Linked DNA regions of Homo sapiens: region 1 is linked to region 2. Evidence: chromatin loops called from intact Hi-C (ENCODE). Cell type or tissue: GM12878. All regions are shown on one strand.

Region 1 (8,000 bases), 180 kb after region 2:
GGGTTTCTCTGGGAACATAAATGAAGTGGGAGCCAGAATGAATATTTTCTGCTTCAAATGTCTTCTTGAGTGATCCTGCCACTGAAGTTCATTCTGTGAACTCTGATGAGGGCAGCTGTTAGAAAAACATGCTTTTGTTATAGTGTGGTTTTCTTAAAAAGAGAATTGTAATAATAATAGCATTTGGCAGTAAAACTCAATGTGCAGTAAAATATCTTAAAATTGCACTGACTAAAGTTCAGTGGGTATCATGGGTTATGACATTCTTCTCTGAGAGAGAAGGCCAGAATTTCAATGGTGCCAGAAATGAAGACCTACTGAAGTGTTAGGTCATGGGAATGGCCTGGTCCACAGTAGGAAGGGGAACCCCCTGATGGCCAAAAGGGCTTTTGATGTTTGCCTCCTCCAGGCTCTGCCTCACCTCTACTTCTCATCTTAAACTGAGTAACCTTCTAAGTAACCTAATTGGTGGTCCAGCACACTTCTCCTGCTGTTTAGTCCCAATTCTAATGAAAAAGTCTGGATAATTAAGCTCTTTCTTAGTTGCCTCAAGCCTGGCTTCTCTGACAGCTTTGGTCAGCAGGCCAGCTGACCCTGCAGAGCCCTGTACCATCATTCCCTTAGCTCATTGGGGCAGGTTTTCAGCATCCTGAGTCAGGTTTCCTCATTGGGTGCTTTCATTAGCCCCTGTCTGGTGCCAAGCAAACAGTTCTCTTAACACTTGACATGCCCAAATTATTAAAGACCATAAATTACACCCCATAGCGGTCTTACACTTGACTGCCTCTTCCTCTTACTTTGTTCACCCCCTTTGACCCCATTTGAACTGCAGTTCTTCACACTACATTCTTAACGAGGTTATTTACTCTGCATGCCCAATGAGATTGTGCCTTATGTAATAAGGTTTCAGCTCTGAGGTATGTCCAAGAGGGCAGACTTTTCAGCTGCTAAAAGAATTAACATTTTAGCTGAGGATGACCCTTTATTGCTAGATGTGCTTTCATAGCCCAAGTCTGTGACCATTTAAGAATGTCACAGTAACATATGGAGATTTTTACATCTTCACATAGATCAGTTTTGCAAGTCAGAGTAACCAAGGGTGAGTAACAATCTATGCCAGCTGTGTAGTTAAGAATGCCAATTTATTTTTAAAATGGCTCTGTGCAGTCAGCTCGATTGTTTAGGAAAATGGGAGAAAGGAGTGACTATGATAATCAAAGTTCACGTGCAATTTCAAACCTCATTTAAACGAGCTGTTTAACCTGCTCTCTGTCTGCTAGTGGGAAGGAGAAAAAGCAAATGAGTCAGACAGTGGACCCACTAGATACTCAGGATATTGAGATTCTTGGGTGTGAGAGAAAATGTTTCTTAGTTTTATAAATGTTTACTGAGTTGTTTACACTGATTTGATAAGTATATCTGGGACTTGGTGCAGGTAGGTGTTTCAAAAATTTGAATTTACTTCACCCTCAATGGTTCCTGCCTTATTTATATATGTATGCTGGATGCATTTATTCACATTGATAGTCCCTGCATCCCAAATTCTCAGATGCTGCCAGACATTCTCTCTCTCACAGCCCCTTGTTCCCCAACACGCTCCACTTTAGGTTCTGTGCACAAAGGTGTCACTCTTACAACCCTAAACACTACCCTTCTGTCCTCTTCTTGTCTCCTTTTGTCCCCATGTTTTTCACTTGTTATTTCTATGTAGTAGAGGGCTTGGCCCAATGAATAGCATTGAGAAAGGGGGATGACAAATGGCAATAAGAAAATAAAAGCCTTAAAATTTTATGAAGCTGAAGAATTTTTATCTTCAAAAGATACTCCTTAAATGTAGATCAAGTAGTAGTTTTATGTTGCTCTACTTTTGGTGCCACTTGGGGATATAATGATGATTTCAGGCTAAAGGGGGTGTAGAAAATTCAAATAGGGCAGAAACAGAACAATGTCAAACACAGCCTAAGAAAACAGTGATTACACAGTATTGCATCCTCCACTGGGCATGAAACTCTAGTATTCTGCTATGGAGCTCTCATTTAAAATGGAAGAAAAACACAGATCCTTGAGCTCTCTGAGCTTTCACTTGCCCCTTTAACGCTGAAGCAAAATTATAGAATTGAAGCATTGTTAAGAGGAGGGAAGGCCAGGCAGGGCTGGTGGAAGGCAGAAAGGAAGACCTTATCTCAGTGCTGCTATAGGGAAGGGACTGTATTAGAGCGGTTGCAGGTTCCCTGGGATTCTGTTTCCACTTATTCTCCCTAATAAGCGGGTTTTCATGCTAAAATAAGACAATTGTGGTTTCCCTAATTTCTATGGAAAATTATTTAATGGATAGAAATTGAAATTGTCTTAAATATTTGGCTTCTGCTGCTATTTATCTATACTAGAACCTGGAATAATATGGTATATAAATTGACCCTAAAAGACAGCATTTTAATTTCCACAGGTTGCCATTGTGCAGTGCACAGAGAGCGCTCCCTGCCACCATGAGTCCTGTCATCTTGGAAAGCAAGATGTTATAGATGCAAGATCATAAATCTTAGAGTCCTGGATTTATCTTTCCACTCTTCTGCTTACTACCTTGCTTGTGCTCAAGGTAGCTCCCTTACCTCTCTGGATCTCAGTTTTCACTGAGATTCTGCAAATTTGGATAATAAAGCATAGGATTGTTTTGCTGTTAGTTGTAATTATGCATGTTAAAGCACTTGGTCTTTGCTAGGGTATGTGGCATATATATGTGCCCAATATATGTTTTGCCTTTTTCCTTTCTTTACTTTTCTTGAATGAGTAGGAAAAACACAAGTAGAAGACAAACAGCTTTCTAAGCCATTTTGATTTCTCACAAAGTAACCTAAGTCAATGTTTTCAGGCTTTCCTTAAATCTTACCTATAAGCCAAATATAAAACAGGTAAAAGTGGAGCTTGAGTAGGAGCTTGGGCCTTCTACTCTTCAATTTCCCAAGCCTCATTCCTCTTGTGTCCTGAGGGAATGGAACTCCCAATTCCAAGTAAATAGTGACCTCTGGAGCTGTGCACTGAGATATATGCCCTGGCATCTCCATGGGTTATGACATCTCTGTGCCTTCAGTAAATTATTAGAATTACCTTTTCCTCCTAATTTACTGACTTATCTGAGCTATTTTAATGATATCATATACTGGATTCACAAAGACTATATCAGAATTCTGCACCATGCATTCTCACCAAACCAAGGGGAGAGAAGCACATGCTTAAGGGATTCTGAAGCACAAAGTGTTTGGACCTGAGATATGCACAAAATTTCCTTGAGGCATTTCGTTGTGAGAAAGGATATTCCATTTTTAAGCAACATGATCCAGCTATCTGCACATTTTCCAAGGATTATTACTTGTCCTTGGGTGTACTCTGATGCCTGGTGTCAAGATGAAGTAGAATATTTACTGAACTCCCTGGCATATAGTGCATTTCCTCCTGATAATTTATAAACATTAGGTTTTAGTAGAAAGTTACCAAAAAAGTTTCTTGAATAACTGAGCTCCCTTATTCGTGCTCACTGATGCTTAACTGGATGGAGCATTGGCACCCAGAATATTAAATCCTTTTCATACAATTAGGTTATGTGCTTATGCATACTAACAAGTATGTGAGTGTGGGATGTTTATCTTCTTCCTGAAGATTATAAATTCTTTTGGCAGGTACTGTCTCTTTCTATTTCACTGTGTAATATGTGCCCAGAGGCAATTGCGCATCCTCCAAACAGAAATCGGTGAAGTTAGAGAATGTCCTGAAATGTATGTCTCAAATATGTTGCATTTTCCCTCACTAGTATGTGCATCAGCCACTTGGTGGCTATCCTCCTGCATCTGTTATATTTATTACATTAGTTTTCAAAATAGATTCTTTATTTCATAATCATTTAAATAAGAGAAATTAAAATTGGTAAAGTATAGAATGCCATCCTAATTTTTGATTTGGGACAAATACTTAAATGACTAATTCAAGAACTGAATTTTAAACCTAAATTGCAGTTGAGAATATTTTGAGATTTGGGAAATGTCATTATGCTATCATTGTATTTGTTTTCTTTTGCCCATCTTGTACCTACCAGCTGAAGTAAAGATCTTGAGGTACAGGGACAGTAGTACTGTTGCTGTTTCCAATCCAGTCCATTTTGGCATTGAATGAGATGTAATATCATTGGAGTCTGATTGCTGAATCGGAGAGAATTGAACCTATTTTTGTTCTCAGGAAGGGAGAAATTTGAAGGTTACACTGAGATAAGGAGTAACAGGAGGAGGAAGAATAAGAAATTTTTGTTTCTGGATTTTCCAAATCCAGTGGCCCATATAACTACACCAACTGTTTTCAGGTGGTCAGTCCCACATTGTGGATGTATGTCGCCATCCACCAGAATAATTCTATTATTTTTTTGTCATCTTTATAACCAAGTATGGAAGTACTGGCATGCTTTGACCTCTCCTGGCTTGATTATTACATTAATCAAGATGTAATAATTGTCTGATAGGCATCCAAGGTTGGGCTCCCATAGTTGTGGTAGGGGTTGTGTTCTTACTACTTCCAGCACATCAGTTTGGCATATCAGTTATCTGCTTCCTCTACCCTGCTAACCACAGTACACTGTAGTCCTTATATGTGAAACCAAGAGAAATGACTTGAAATGAAAATGAATATTAGTAACCTATCGCATGGGTGGCCATGGGCCGTAGTTCATTCTGAATAGTGCTAGTTAAGACTCTGAACACATGTCTGAGAAACTTCAGATAACTGGTTTTATCACACACAATCATCCATGAGAAACTGCACCCCAGAAAGCTTCCATGTGTGTTGTTTACATTTTTATAGGCACATAAGCATTATAGTCTAAATAGCTCACTTAAGGTCACCCTACTAGTATTTAATAATAAATTAAGTTTAATCAAGAAAGGAACCAGATTGCTCTTAGGTGTATGCAATTCTATAATATTTTTCTGTAAGAGTAGAACGATGATACTGAATCTTGGCTATATTTTAGAATCACTTGGGAGCCAAGTGGTTGTTTAAAAAGTGGTGCCTGATCCTACCCCACAAATATTTTATAATTCATGCTGGGATGTGACTTGGGATTATTGAAAGCTTCTCATGTGATTCTAATGTGGTAACCAAGGTTGAGAATGCTTGCTCTGAAGTACAGATTCTTCTTTAAACACCATTTGATTTTATCATTTAATTGAATCATAATTTGTGAGCATTATATTTGTTGACTGATAACTTGTTTTATCTGTCCCTCTCAGAAGAATGTAGACTCTGTCAAGGCACAAACCATTTCTATCTTATTCGCTTTTGTATCCTCGGAGCCTGGTATAGTGCTGGATAAATGAAAATAAGTAATATTGTTTGTCTTTGAAAACAGTTCATTACCAAGGAGAAGTACAGGCTTCAGTTTTCCTAGGCAGCATTTAGCACTTTTACTGGAATAGTAATTTACTTAAAATGTGAGGGTGATAGCAATTTCTGTGGATAAGTGACCACATAAGAGAGTCAAGTGGAGGAGGAGATGGGGAGGAAGAGAAAGAACAGGTCAGTGGCGTGGAGCTGTGCTCCTGAGGGGAGCGTTCTTTACATGAGGAATTTTCAGAATGATAAGTTGGCTTTTCTTTGGCTTAAAATGACATTTTAAACTTCAATCTAATTTTTGATTCAAACTTAAAGTCGGTGTAAATGAGGAACCTTGATGGACAGTACAGGATGAAGGAAGACAATCTTAGTGGGACCTTGGTTTACCCAACATTTCAAGAAAAGAACCGGCTTTCACAACGAGTAAGCTGGCCTGGGCTGGGCTGGGCAGGGCTGTGCAGGGGGTTGTCAGAAGCAAGGCTCTCTCGTGTCTACTTTAGTTTTACACTAGGTGATTAATACAACCAAAAGTCACCTTTAACCTGGAGAATAATTCAGCCCGTAACAGCTCATCAATCTGCTGTTGCTGTGCAGCAGCAAAAATTTAATACATAATAAATAATTTTTCACTGGCTCACAAGGAATAAAGATTTCTTTGTAAAAATATTTCCCATTTTAAGGTTAACTATCATCACACACCATTAATGCTTAATCATACACTTAATTTGAAATCCAAATACTGAAGATTTAAACTGAAATTTTACCCACACCATGAAATGATTAATTTGGTAACTTGTGATCTTTGCATGTGGTTCCACTACTTACAAAGATAGGATGTGGAGGAGGAGTTGTAAGAAAGCTGAGTGGGAACACGTTGAGTCAGGGTATGTGTTTATATAATGCATTTCGCAGACTACTTTAAATTTTACATGACAGACGTTTTAATAATACTTAGTATACACCAGGCGTTGTTATTAGCAAATAACAAATATTAACTCTTTAAATCATTATATCCACTCTATGAAGTAGATACTATTGTTATCATTCCTACTGTGCCGACAAGAAACAAAGGCACACAAGAGATTATAACCTCTGCCTGCATTAGTCTGTGCTGAAGATCACAAAGTGTATTAGTGATACAACCAGGAACCAAACCTGAATTGTCCAAATTAGAGTCTGTGTACTTAATCCATAAGCTAAATTGCCTCTCCAGGAAAAAACCTTCCACCTCTATGTGCTCTCTTCTTAAACCTAAGGAAGGAGGCCGTTTTCACCACTTCAGTTAAAGCTGTTTCATGTCCAGGAGGAAGTTGACTTTTGTAAGATCGTTGACCAGTGGCAAGGGGCACCATAAGTGCATTTTGAAGGAGTGGCTGTTCTGATCATTGGCCCTGCACTTACCTGAGCAGTCCCAAGAGAGGTGAAGACCAGAAAGGCCAAGTTCAACATTTTGTTTGCATCTGTATTAAAAGAGAAAGAAAACATGTGTGAACTTTCTCATGGATACAGAAGTAATGGCCTCTAGTAAGCGGGCTGAAGTGTGGTGAGTTGGAGACTCACTTTTCCTCACATGTCTTCTGTGTTACACAGGTGTTTTCAATACTGTGCAACTGTTAGTTTCATAATATTTTCCACAAAAAGAAATATCATTCGCCTGTAATCCCCAGCACTTTGGGAGGCCGAGGTGGGCCGATCACGAGGTCAAGAGATCAAGACCATCCTGGCCAACATGGTGAGACCCCATCTCTACTAAAAATACAAAAATTAGCTGGGTGTGGTGGCAGGCACCTGTAGTCCCAGCTACTTGGGAGGCTGAGGCATGAGAATCGCTTGAACCTGGGAGGTGGAGGTTGCAGCGAGCCAAGATCGTGGCACTCCAGTCCAGCCTGGCGACAGAGCAAGACTCCGTCTCAACAACAACAACAAAAATATTCTGTGTATATACCAATTAGTATAAGCCCGAACTCAGGGAGGTCTTTGCTGTAGAAATTCATGTAGAAATTACAAGTATCTGAGCAAAGGTAGATCAGGACAAGGGAAGCTGAGTTTGGGGGCTCTTAGGGAAAAATAACCCTTAGGAACTGGTGACTTGTGAGTTCTACCTCGTTAAGCTAGGTACCCAGTGATGGGAAGGGGAAGCATATCTGACAGGTTTCTACCATGGCCATCAGAGCTAATGATAACAGAGCAGATGGAGGTTGAGGAGATTTGGGAGGAGAGGGCACGTGAAATTTAGGTTATGTTGCATTGGTGTGGCCTGTTGAGCATCTAAAATACCAGGAGAACCCAGATACATGATCCTAATGCCTGCTGTGGCATTGATGCTTGATGCACATATGCTTGATGGGACTCTGAATCCTTGGAAGGGCCTTATTTTGACAACTTGCCAGTTGAAAATGTCAGTAGGGGCTAGTGCACATGTATCTAGGCTGATATTTTTGCATTATAGACATGTCTTTAAATCTAATAGCAGAATTAGGTGCCATGAGTTAAAATACATATGATTAAGTCCAGACGTGGTGGCTCAGGCCTGTAATCCCAGCACTTTGGGAGGCCAAGGCTGGTGGATCACTTGAGGTCAGGAGTTCGAGACCAGCCTGGCCAACATAGTGAAACCCTATCTCTAC
Region 2 (8,000 bases):
GAATGCATGTGCATTTTGCTGTTGTCAGAAAGATGTGAAATACAGCAGCAGTGGGTGGGCCTGGCTCTCAGTTGAACTGTCATGTAGATGAGGTTTGCCTTCAGGGCCCTCACACATTCCCTTCTGTTACCAATCTCCTGTTTCCTGGGCTTCATCCTCCACCTGTCCTGGCTCCCAGATACCTAGGATTCTCAGGCCACTCAGCAGTCTGGGCTCCTTTTTGCTCTGCTCTGCCTGCAAAGGTCTTCTCGCCCTAGGCAGTGCATAATGCCCTCGTTTGGCCCTCCCAGCCAGTCATCTAAGCTAAACAAAGCAGATTCCTAATCTACTTGGATCCCAGCTAGCTGCCACTACTGGAAATGAGTGCCACTACTGGAACTTAGCCTCATTAAGGTGTTAATACATTGAAATGGTTTAATAAACTATTTTTCCTGAGATTACAGGCATTATGGTAAGAAAGACTTAAGGTCCATTTACATTTAAGTCAAGGGAATTATCATACTAAGTTGGAATTTCAGGCAAGTCCATGGTCCAATAGGCCTAGCAAGGGGGCAGCTTTCTGTATTTCCCCTGAGGCAGACTAATCCCCTTCTTCATGGGCTTTCTCCCTGTCTTGCTCTGTTAGTACGGTGTTTGGGATATGGATATCTCCCTTATCACCAGGATGGCTGGGTATTGGTTTCCAGCTGTGTTCCTTCTGGGTTCATATCTAGGGGTTGGGCCTGTTTATGACCATTGCCACCATCTCCTGGACTGATTTCCCTGGATACAGCCCTGCACCAGATTTGGCTGTCTTACCATCTCTGCCCCACTTGACCATTCTGAAGCCACATTCTCTGTACTTCTTTGTGATAGAACCCTATTGCCTTCCATTTGGACTTGCACCAGAGATAGCATATGTGGAATATGGACTTACTTTGTGACTATTAACTCCTCCCTGGGGCTGCTGATTCTTCTCCCACATTTCCTACATTTGCTATCTACCCCCTTTTCTCTAGCTCTGGCTCTGTGTCTCCCAGCAGCCTGCACTGCTCACCTGCCCTGTAGATATTGTGGAGAACCATAGAGTTATAATACATACAGTGTATGGGGAGGACATTTTGTAGTAAAGAAAAATTCATGATTTGAACCTTGGTTGCCTCCCAGAGATACTCATTCCACTTTATCACGGATGCATACCCTTTACCCTACTTCACCCAGAGTCTTCATTTTTCCAAGATAAAATATCCATTCCTTCTTCGATCGGATTACCAGATTCTTCATTAAACCAGTTATTCTCTTACAGGAAATCCACTTTGCTAATGTCTCCCTGAAAATTTGGTGTCCAAAGAGGAACAAAATATAGGCAGCACGAGAGTTCACATAAGTGTTTTACCAACTGGCCTGCATTGCTCCATCTTGTCCTCAAAGACATGATGGGAAACGTAAAAAAAAATGCCTTACTGAAATCCAGATTGACCTTGTCAAAAAGGAGCTATTTCACATAAAACATGCGTACAAACACACACGTAAAAATCGGACAACATTTATACATTACAACTTAAATATGCAAAATAAAAAGGTAGTATCCTTTATTTCTTATAAGTGCTCTCATTTTGTCCTCAATCCCATATTCCATTCAGTAGCAAGAAAAAAATCAATCGAAAACTTGTCAGTTCTTGGTATCTTGATAACTTGGCCTCTTTGGTTTTTAAATAGACTCTGTTGGGTTAGCTCAAGTGTCTTTCAGATAAGTATTCATTTAAATTCAAGGTTCAAACTTCTTACAAGAAAAGGATATTTCTTTTTTTTTTCCCAAGGATTTGCCCCTCCACTTTCTGCTCCCTAAGGCGCTATATGGGTATCAGCGAGGGCAGACTCAAGGATGCCAGTGTATGGTAATGAGTTATTGTCTGGGTGTTTGTGCTGTCTTTGGAGTCTTCTCTGGTCACTGTGGAGATGTTTCTTATCTGTCTGGATCATCGAGCTGCTGGTGTCTGCTGTAGAAAAACTGTGGCTGATAACACTGTGTATCAGGGACAAGGGTAAAACAACTACCTGTTATAGATCATGACCTCTTCTCTCACCCTAGTGAAGTCCAGGTAAAAAGTGAAGGACACAGAAAAAGATGGCAATGAGATGATGACTGTGTGGGGCTGAGATGAGCAGTGCATTTTCAGCCCGCTAACTTGGTACAATGGGCTGAATATTTGTGTCCTCCTAAAATTACACATTGAAATTGTAACCTGCAGTGTATTAGGAGATGGGGACTTTGGGAGGTAATTAGGTCATGAGAGTACAGCACTCATGAGCAAGATTAGTGTCATTATAAAAAGAACTTCAGGTAACTCTCTTGCCCTGTTTCTTCTATGTAAGGATACAATGAGAAGTCAGCAGTCTGCAACCTGGAAGAGGCCCTTCACCATGCTGGCACCCTGATCTCAGATTTCTAGCTTCCAGAACTGCAAGAAATAAATTTCTGTTGTTTATAACCCACCCAATCTATGCAGCTTGAACTAAGACTCTTGGCAGAGGATAGCTACTGTGGCTTTATTCTGGCTGCAAGAAGAGCTGTTGCTAAAGCCAGCTCCTAAGCCCGTGGTCCGTTTCAGTTGGGAGTTTACAGGTCAGGAGTCAGTTGTCCACAGGAACACTTCTGCAATTCTCCCAGTGTGGAAATCCATGTTTCAGGTTCTTTGTTCCAGAAATGCAGACAACTCAATACAGGTGCTCATTTTTAGACTTTATATTGTGAGAGAAAACCACCTGCTCTAAAGAAGGGGGGCATGGAGCAGAGTGGACAGAGTACAGGCTTTGGAGACAGTGCTAGGTTTTCTTTTCCCTGTTCCCTTTGACCTTGAACATTTCTGAGTTTCATTATCAGTAAAACAGAGGTAACAAATGCCAATCTGATTTAAGAAAACAGTGTCTGTCAATAAATTGAAGCTATAATTATAAATCATAACAATATCTTCTAAGCCCAAATACTGTTTTTCAAACACTCCAAAGAGATGGCAGCTTGCTTCCTTTATCATTGGTTGGCTTAATTAAGTATGACATTTACCCCCAGTACAACCATTTTTCGTTGAGACAAATGCCTTGTCTCCTCAGAGGATCTCCCTCTTCCTGACAGAGCCCAGAGGATCCCCATGAACATCCTTCCGCTCCCTCCCCTGGGGATCCGGGACCATACTAGCCCTGTCTCATTGCCCTCATTACTCAGCCCAGGGAGGACTGGTAGGAACTCCCTTTGTGGCTTGTTGACATCAACTCTGAGGATGTGCAAGATGGATTAAGAAAAGGCCTCTGATAGCTTTTTCTTTTCAGGAAGCTGAATGTTTTTCAAATCAGAAGCAAAAGGATTTAGCACAGGGAGGCTAGGACTGCATTTCTGTCAAGGTGGAGAAAGCTAAACTCCCTTTCCCCTGAGGCCCTTCTGTATTTCCCACTGGGCTGTACCTCCCTGTCATGCTTTAAGCCTTCCCTTCCTGGTCTTCCTCCTCAAAGCCTCTCAGCTGAGTCCTGCTCTTCTGTCGATCCAATGTGTGAGACTGAACCTGAAGACAGGGAGGATAGAGAGGTCCTGTTCTGGGAGGAATAAGGTCGGTTGTATACTTGCGTTGTGTAGGAGGGCTTTGCCCAGCAGTTTTTGGGTGCTTCCTCTGCTTATTTATTTAATCAAATTTCTGCAGCAAGAGTTACAAAACAGAAGAGCAACAAGCTTTCCTACCATTCTTTGGCCCCCAAAATACTCCCAGGGCGGGCATGGCATCCTGGCTAAAGAAACATGGTCCAAATTCTGAGTGGTGTTGGGCTTCCTTTCCTCCTTGTCTGGGGAAAGTGGCTCCAAATAGTGACTTACTTCTTGTCTTCTCCAGTGACTTGCCCTTTGCCTGGCTGTCTCTGGGGATGTGAGGAGAGCTGGGAGGGAGTGAAATCTCAGTTGCATAGTTGTATTTCTCTTGCTGACAGAGAGTTCTCAAGCTTTTGGAGCCAAGAATTAGGAGTGGAAATGTTCGTGGTTTTTCCAGTGAGGCTAAACCATTGTCTTGAAGTATATGAAATCTTAAAAGTGCAGCTTGGTCTGGGCGGTCTGTAATCTGTAACGACCTCTAGAGAACCCTGCAGATCTCTTTTGTAGGAGTCCATGATTGTACAATACACATCATTTGCTGGATTGGGGAAAGTGAGGCCTTGTGACAGGAGGCCTGCCATAGAATCAGATGACCAGAAGGTGGCACTAGTAGTATTTATAAGGAGCCACTGCAGAAGATTTGGTCAATGATACAGCACTTGCTTCTTTCCAACTCTCTAAAGTGAAACAACTGTGTTTTGTTAACACCATGTTACACAGAGCTTTTTTTGTGGATTTCTGCTTTCACCCAAACCGTCACAGCCTACTTTCTTGCCGTGTTAGGAGTGTTACTTACAATGAATTCAAAGGCCGGAAGGTTTTGTTTGTTGAAGTTTGCTCCATGTATTTAATATGCTTTCTATTCTTTGAAGCTTTGACAAAAACAGTCTTGAATTCTCTGGGAAAAAAGAGACCCCGTTTGTTTGGCAACTGTTCTCCCTGCTCCCTTCACCCACTTTGGGACTGTTCCAGAGGTCTAGATGCAAGGTTGATGTTGTCTGCCCTGCCAAGCTTTTAGCTTGTCAAGGCTTTTAATATTCTTTGTATGAGTTTAATGTAAAAAGGCACCAAGTTATTCCTGCCTTTACATGACTAATAGACTGCCTCATAAATAAGTAACTCTGTCTATATAGTTTTTAACAGTAAAATAACCTACTTAAAAGGAACTTGAAAGCCATTAAGAAACTTGAGAGAAACTCAGCAAGAAGCCTCCCTTTCTGTGTCGGTTTGTTTAGCAGAGGAAGATTTTTCCAGTGGAAGCAGTTGGCAACAGTCCTATTAATGGTAACATAGAAACCTACATCTTATCCATTTGTTGGTAGCTCTCTAGAACAAGGGGCTACCAGTCATGGCATGAGGAACGACAGCAGAGGTGGCAAACTTTTCTGTAAAGACCCAAATAATAAATATTTTAGGCTCTGCAGGCCATAAGGTCTCAGTTGCGGCTACCCAACTCTGCCACTTTAGCTCAAAAGTAGCCATGGGTGATATATAGATGAATGGGTATAGCTTTGTTCTAATAAAACTTTCTTCACAAAAATAGGCAGCAGGCTGGATTTGACTTATGGGCCATAGTTTGCAGAACCCTGAACTAGAAAAAGGGAGAATTAATTTTTTTCCTTCTCCATTATGGACATTTCCTTTTTCATCCTCTTGTTTTGCTAGGATAGTAGCTGAGGGTTGTCCACGTGTGTTTGGCCTCGTCCTGGCTGATTTCCCACTATTACAGGAACACAAGGAGCAGAGAAGCTTCTGTTTCTGCTATGGCCACTGCAAGTAGGGAAAATCACTGACAAAAGTAGGGGATGGGGGATGGGTGTGTTATCTCCTTCTTAGTTCTTAAAGGTAAGGGTTTGTATTGGATCAAGTGGATTCAGCATAATCTTCTGGTGGCATTGTATTTGGCTAACGCTGGTCCTCTAAATTAGGAGTCAGCACAGGACATGGGCCAAATCTGACCCTCTACCTATTTTGATAAGTAAAGTTTTATTGAAACACAGTCATGCACATTTCCTTACATATGGCCCATTGCCATTTTACAGTGATGAAGCTGAATGGTTGTGACAGAGGCCTTATGACTTACAGAGCTTAAGAGATTTATTATCTGTCCCTTTATAGAAAAAATTTGCTGACCCATGCTCTAGAGTAGTGCTTTTCAGACACTGTGATAGGCTACTTTCCCTCTTTCATTTCCTTTAAAAAATCCATCATGACGATGTGTAGTTCTGTTGTCCATGACTGATAGCAACTTGTGTCACATCCAACTGACCACATCAGGCCTGAAGCCTCCCCGGGTCCATTCCTATCGAAGGAGATGAGTCTTCACTGTGTATGTGCTTTGGATGTGACCACAAGGTCAAATGACTATAAATGTTTTAATTCCTTACACCCAAATTCTGTACTCATCTAGTAATGGACTAGGAACACTTTGCAGATCAGCAGCATGGTTCTAGGGCACTGCTACTCAAAGCGTGGTCCTTGATCCATCAGTATTACTTAAGTGTCTTGTTGAAATGCAATTTCTGATTCATTTCAAAAATCTCATGTGGGGCTTGTCATTCAGAATTTCTAGTAGATTTCCAGATGAGGTTGATGCCACTGGTCCTTGGACCATACTTTGCCTTTGCTCTAGAGGTATTTATAAAGGGGTCAAATTTAATATCAGATGCTGCCTATACTCACAGAATGGTGCTGGCTACATTATTCCCATTTTACTGATTAGGACTATCTTATATAGAAAAGTGAAGCAATTTGCAATGGGCAACCAAGAATGAAACACAGATGCCATTAACTAAGAGATGCCTAAGAAATATAGGCACTCTTACATTAACTTATACATAATATTTTAATCTGGTAGTCAGTTTTCCTAGTGCTGAAACCAGCTGTGCTTGCAACTTAGCTGGAACAAAATCAGTAGTGATATTGATTATAGCCTGTTAAACAAGTACGGAACATAAAAAGAAATGCAGATTGCTCTTAACCCCGAACCCCTCCTCAACCCCTACCTTCTTCATTTCCTTCCTCCTCTCATGTTATTGTGGGTTGTTTGGAGAGTTTTCAGATCTTCACTTGGACATGCAAATCATTGGGAATGAATATGTCAAGTAGGAAATGAAATCCTTTTTTATGTGTTTATAATGGTAACACATGAAAAATATACTTAAATAAAGAAATCAGACAAATGCTTTTCTGTGTCATTTGGGGGCACTGTTGTAGCCACATATCCAGGATTGGGATTTGCATGTGGAGATTTATGTCACTAGAGCTGAATTCTGCCCATTTCCTGTCCTCCCTTAGCTGCTGTTTATCAACTGCTGCTTATCACTTTAAAAGATCTGGGCCATTGAGAAGAACAGAAAAAGAGGCTAATAAGGGAACTTAACTTTCTGGGTTGCTTACCATGAAGTTTATTTAGGAGACAAATCTCTTTATAAAAGATTCACCCTGTGTAGGGCATTAAAAATGCTGATGATGTTTGCTCATCTATTCTACAACAACATTGCTTTGCTTTTATATCTATACCATTGTTCCATAATTTTCCTGTTCAGAAATCAGTTTCCATTGGAATTAATTTGTAATGTATCAAAGGGAGGTTGTAGCCATGTTCTCTAGGATAAAGTGCCAACCTAGGGCAAAGCCTTTTGTATCAGCTTCTTTGAAAGGACCCACATCCTTCTCCTTATGGTACGTTGGCCCTCCCATGTTTTTTTTTTTTTAATTGCCCTCCAGAGATAATATCAAAACCATGACAACTTTTCATTGGTAGTTTGACCAATGTTCAAGTATTGTCACAATGGCATTTGAAATGAGGAATTCTGTTTTGACAAAGCACAGCTGAGTTGTTTGTGATGCTTTGTGTGTTGAATAAATTACCTAAGGTGATAGGGATCAAAATCTAAGTGTCTTTGTCATTTGAATTCCCAGAAAATTTGAATTCTGAATTGGAAAATTCAGAAAACTATGAAGATGAAATAGATTTCCATAGGCTAAGTTCTTAAACTAACCAACAAGAAGACACCCACAACTCAACCCTTCCAAACTTTTTTCTTCCCAGCAAGGAAGGTGAAAGCCCATCCTTCTGTCTTCTCTTTTCTTCAGCTGTGGGACCATCCACCCAGGCTTCCTACATACAATTCAGCCCCTCCCTGTCCCTCCTTCCACTCCTCCAGTTCAGGTGCATTTTCTCATCTCTATCTTGATTTCTGACATAGCTCCTGAGTGGTCCAGCTGCCAAAAGTCTTACTCTTCCCATATCCTCTTACCATCTGTCTGAAATTCAAATCTGACTGTGTCATTCCCTTTCTGAGACTTACCATCACCATAGGGATGCCATTCCATAACATCTGCAATCCCGACCAGATGTTCCATTATCAGGCTTCCATATTTG

Evidence for each region. Peaks named below come from ENCODE experiments on the same cell type or tissue, not always from the same donor. Only the 100,000 strongest peaks of a DNase experiment are listed, where the experiment ranks them.
Region 1: a loop joins it to region 2, with 4 times the contacts of the local background. A loop is called at or near these places in 7 of 110 quality-filtered maps.

What each region holds. Positions count from the first base shown.
Region 1 is chr5:118,613,126-118,621,125 of GRCh38, reverse strand. It overlaps LINC02215 (long intergenic non-protein coding RNA 2215), which reads right to left. Exons shown (of 5, transcript NR_104998.1): 4 at 6,775-6,833. Among named protein-coding and RNA genes, the nearest start is that of LINC02215, 21 kb to the right of the region's middle. In GM12878, no CTCF peak of the experiment used is centred here; a DNase peak (open chromatin) is centred at 4,625.
Region 2 is chr5:118,788,434-118,796,433 of GRCh38, reverse strand. No RefSeq gene overlaps it. Among named protein-coding and RNA genes, the nearest start is that of MIR1244-2, 180 kb to the left of the region's middle. In GM12878, CTCF peaks have their summits at 4,213 (motif pointing right) and 6,794; a DNase peak (open chromatin) is centred at 4,273.